Linked DNA regions of Homo sapiens: region 2 is linked to region 1. A link is an interaction called in ENCODE POLR2A ChIA-PET data of the cell type or tissue named here. Cell type or tissue: MCF 10A. All regions are shown on one strand.

Evidence for each region. Peaks named below come from ENCODE experiments on the same cell type or tissue, not always from the same donor. Only the 100,000 strongest peaks of a DNase experiment are listed, where the experiment ranks them.
Region 2: POLR2A ChIA-PET joins it to region 1 with 11 read pairs; 7 of 35 experiments call an interaction of 5 or more read pairs at or near these places.

Annotation. Positions count from the first base shown.
Region 1 is chr1:28,234,784-28,237,283 of GRCh38, reverse strand. ATP5IF1 (ATP synthase inhibitory factor subunit 1) reads right to left here and starts at 1,160. Exons shown (of 3, transcript NM_016311.5): 1 at 1,014-1,160; 2 at 832-923. The coding sequence starts at 1,100. RefSeq lists enhancers at 902-961, 1,755-2,261 and a silencer at 1,698-1,922. In MCF 10A, no CTCF peak of the experiment used is centred here; a DNase peak (open chromatin) is centred at 1,253.
Region 2 is chr1:28,064,724-28,067,223 of GRCh38, reverse strand. The region is part of intron 1 of EYA3 (EYA transcriptional coactivator and phosphatase 3); the gene reads left to right. Among named protein-coding and RNA genes, the nearest start is that of EYA3, 23 kb to the left of the region's middle. In MCF 10A, no CTCF peak of the experiment used is centred here; a DNase peak (open chromatin) is centred at 1,103.

The sequences.
Region 1 (2,500 bases):
GTAGGGGCTCAATTAGATAGTCTCTAACGGCTGTACCTTGGCTCTCTATACGGTATGGCAGGTGTCATGGTGATAATTCTCAACAGAAGGCAGAAGTGAAAGGCCAAAGGACAAGCAAAAGCAAGATTAATTCCTCACTGCTCTCCAGAGTGGACAGAAGTCAGTTAAAGATAACTCAAGGCTGGCAAAGGGAGGCCCAGCCCACTCCATACTCCTAAGCAGGAGAGGGAAATCTACAGGTCTAGGTTGGGCTGAGTAGGGCAAAAGCCTTTAGAAGATGGTGTCCAACCATAAGTAGCTCCCATGACCAGCTCCCATCATCCTCACTCTTGCGGAGTCGGGGGTCTAGAAACACCTGAGAAGCCTGAATGCATGCAGGCTTGCAAAGCTAAGGCGTGCTGGCGAGGAAGGAGAGCGTAGAGGGGGTGACAGGTGGGTAAGGGCCGAGGGAGTCAGGCTGGGAGGCAAACGTTGGGCGGTCGGATCTAGACACTGTGCGAAGAATCTGGGGGTGTTTCGCACGACCTGAGGAGAACTCCACGCGGGAGATGGTAATGATAAAGGAGGAGTTGAGCCGTGGGTTGTTTTGGAGACCCGCCGGTGGAAACGGTTTGGGGGCCTGAAACTGTTGTGCAGGTAACTGGGAGTGCCCTATACGTGGCAACGGTCGGGACATCAAGGGTTAGGGTATACTGGATTGGGGCCCGGGAGTTCTGTTGGGGGATGGGGCGCCCAAGGCACCAGGTAGGAACGGGTGGGGCGATTGGCAGTTTAAGGATTGGAAGGCCATTGGGAGATCCAGGGCTGGACTTGGGACCCGGTGAGCCTCACCGGAAATATCGTTCCTCTTCAGCCTGCTCTCTCTTTCCGAAGGCCCCACCGGCTTCCCGGATGGAGCCCGCGCCCCGGTCGACATTCTCGGACTGCAGAGAGACAGGGACACTGGTAAAGGTACGGAAGCAAAGATGGGATCCGCCCGCGGGGCTGGAGCAGCGGACACTGCCGCAGCGTACCTGATCCGAGCCGAAGCCTCGGGCTTGCATGGTCCTCACGCCCCACACGCCAAGCCACGTCCGCGCCGCCAACGCCGTCACTGCCATTGCTGCTGGAGCTGCACCTCTGGCGTCTCTGCCGCAGCAAGCAGTCTCTCGTTACGCGCTAATGGCAGGGACGGCCAAGCACCCAATCTGGTCGACGGAGGGGCGGATGAACACAGGAGTAGCGAATCACGGGAGAGCGGAGGCGGGCTTCCCGGAGCTCACAGCGAATCCCGAGCAAGAGACGGGTTTCTTCTTAGCCAACCGCTAGCAAGGGCTTAGGGCCAAAGGACTGGAAAGAGGAATGATGGAGGAGTTTAGAGAGCTGAGTGAGGAGAGTGCCAGAAGCCGAAATTTCGGCTCTTGGACCCATCAGAATGAGGCGTGGCGTCCACCTCCAGCCCACGATTTCAATTCTAAAGTCGTTATTATTCAAAGCCCAAAGGAAGTTTTCCCTTCCCTGGCCTGCTAGCATCAATAAAATGGGGGAATTCGGGGTTTGGGAGCTGTGTCCAGGATGCTGATGTCCAGGATACCGACGTCCAATGTGCCCTGGCTTAGATATACATAAATCGCGTTCATTTGTTATGAGAAGTGTCAGTGTTCTGGCTGGGCGCGGTGGCTCACGCCTGTAATCCCAACACTTTGGGAGGCCGAAGTGGGTGGATCACCTGAGGTCCGGAGTTCGAGACCAGCCTGGCCAACATGGGGAAACCCCGTCTCTACTAAAAATACAAAAATCAGCCGGGTGCGGTGGCACGCGACTGTAATCGCAGCTACTCAGGAGGCTGAGACAGGAGAATTGGCTTGAACCCGGGAGGCGGAGGTTGCAGTGAGCCGAGATTGCGCAACTGCACTCCAGCCTGGTGACAAAGCGAGACTCCGTCTCAAAACAAAAAAAAAAAAAAGAAAACCCAAATTATAACTTGACCACCTCAGGCACAGTTTCCTAGGACCTCTTGAGGCTGTGTTTCCCCAAGCTATGGTCACTCATCTTGGCTCAGAATAAACCTTTTAAAAATATTTTAGTTTGTTTTTTTCGTTAGCAACATATTGTTGAATGGGCTTAATAACTGCACTTTTGGCAATGTGGTGCAATGCAGTAGAAAAGAGCAGGCCAGGCGCGGTGGCTCACACCTGTAATCCCAGCACTTTGGGAGGCCGAGGCGGGCAGATCACCTGAGGTTGGGAATTCGAGACCAGCTTGACCAACATGGAGAAACCCCATCTCTACTAAAAAAAAAATATGAAAAATTAGCTGGGCATGGTGGCGCATATCTGTAATCCCAGCTACTCGGGAGGCTGAGGCAGGAGAATCGCTTGAACCTGAGAGGCAGGGGGTGCAGTGAGCTGAGATCACGCCATTGCACTCCAGCCTGGTCAACAAGAGAGAAACTGTCTCAAAAATAAATAAATAAAAATAAAAAATAAATTAGCTAGGCGTGGTGGCACATGCCTGTAAT
Region 2 (2,500 bases), 170 kb after region 1:
AAAGTAGAGTTTGCTTCTTTCCCCCCTGTATGTAATTCTTGGGTGAGCACCTAAGAAAAATTATTCAGATTAGGCTGTGGCCAATCTTATGACCTCTTTTATACTTTATCCAGGAACAGTCTGAAGACACATATGATTTTACAGCTGTGCCTGACTGAATATGTCTTTATCTTCTCATAACCCAGATAACACTTGGTTTTATTGTTTAGATTTTTTTTGGTAGCTTAATATGTATGAAGTCGTATCTTAAGAATATTGCAATTTATATTTCTCCAATTAGTAGTGAGACAGTCTTTTTTCTCAAGTGCCGATTGAATCTCTGTGGTTTAAACTGCCTGTTTTTATCCTTTGACAGGTTTATGAGTTAGTCATTGTTTGCTCCCTAATAATAGATGATCGGGAAATGTTGAATTGGTTTGGTTTATATTATAAACATTGTTTTATTTATCATAATTCTTGCAGATATTGCCTGAATTTATAATATTTTAATCTTAGATTTGTTTTTTTCATTGCATGAAAGTTTATTTTACATAATTGGATTTGTCAAATTCTTGTTTATGCTTTCTTTGAATTGACCATAAATTCATCTCTTTTCCATAGTGAGATAAGCTTACTGTTCTGTTTTCTCCAAAGTTTTTTGAATGTTTAGTTTTTTAATATATTTATAATTACTTACAGCATATGTTGATGTGGATATTTTTTGCATGTTGGTATTCAGTTTTTCTGACAATGTTTTCTAAATACTGATTTTTTCTCCATTTATTTCATATTTTAAATACTTTATAGATTTGATCTTTTTTTGGCATTTCTAATCTCTTAGGGTTTTTTTTGTATTTTTTATTGTAAAATATACGTAAGATAAAATTAACTGTTTTAACCATTTTTAAGTAAGGTAGTACCCCCACCATCTGTAGTTTTGCTTTTGGCGGTTTTAGTTACCTTCTATCAACCTTGGTCTGAAAATATTAAATGGAAAATTTCACAGGCAAATAATTCATCAGTTTAAAATTGTGCACTGATCTGAGTAGTGTGATGAAGTCTCTCTCCATTTTGCTCTTTCCTGCCTGGGTCATGAATCATCCCTTTATCCAACATATTCATGTTGTAGACACTTCCCGCCTGTTACTCACTTAGGAGCCGTCTTGGTTATCAGATCATTTGTTGAGGTATCTGCAGTACTTGTGTGTTCGAGTAACTCTTTTTTGTTTTTTTTTTTTGAGACAGAGTTTCACTCTTGCCCAGGCTGGAGTGCAATGGCGTGATCTCAGCTCACTGCAACCTCCGCCTCCCGGGTCCTGGTTCAAGCAGTTCTCCTGCCTCAGCCTCTTGAGTATCTGGGATTACAGGCATGCGCCACCATGCCCAGCTAATTTTTGTATTTTTAGTAGAGATGGGGTTTCACCATGTTCGCCAGGCTGGCCTTGAACTCCTGACCTCATGATCCGCCCGCCTCGGCCTCCCAGAGTGCTGGGATTACAGGCATGAGCCACTGCACCCAGCCTGAGTAACTCTTATTTTACTTAATGGCCCTGAAGAGCAAGAGTAGTGTTGCTGGCAATACAGATACACCAAAGAGAAGTGCATTAAGTGAAAAGGTAAAAGTTCTCCACTAAATAAGGAAAGAAAAAAAATCATATGCTGAGATTGTTAAGATCTACGGTAGGGCTGGGTGTTGTGGCTCACACCTGTAATCCCAGCACTTTGGGAGGCCGAGGCGGGCGGATCATGATCCAGACTATCCTGGTCAACATGCTGAAACCCCGTCTCTACTAAAAATACAAAAATTAGCTGGGCGTGGTGGCACGCATCTGTAGTCCCAGCTACTCAGGAGGCTGAGGCAGGGGAATCGCTTGAACCCAGGAGGCGGAGGTTGCAGTGAGCTGAGATCTCACCACTGCACTCCAGCCTGGTGACAGGGAGAGACTCCATCTCAAAAAGAAAGAAAAAAAATCTATGGTAAGAACTAATCTTCTGTCCATGAACTTTTGAAGAAGGAAAAGAAATTCATGCTAGTTTTTCTGTCACACCTCAAACTCCAGGTTTTGGCCACACAGTGTGTGAAAACTGCTGAGTTAAAATTTATCATAGGTATATATGTATAGGAAAAAAGACAGTCTATATGGGTACCATCTGTGGGTTCAGGGGTCAACTGGGGGTCTTGCAGTGTATCCCCCCCTTGGAAGGGGAGACTACTGTATACAATTCAGTGGAATTAAGTACATTTACAATGATCTGCAGTCATCATCACTATTATCTAGTCTCTTTATTTAAGGTATTTTCACTTCAACCTGCAACATTATTGCTGTTACTCTTGGACAAATTGTTTAAATCTCTGAATCCCAGTTTCCTTGTTTGTAGCATGAGGATGATAATACCACCTGCGTCTTAGTTGTGGAGACAAAATTTGATGAGATAGTGAATATAAAAATTACTTGGAGCTGGATGCAGTGGCACATGCCTGTAGTCCCAGCTGCTTGGGAGGCTGAGGTGGGAGGATTGC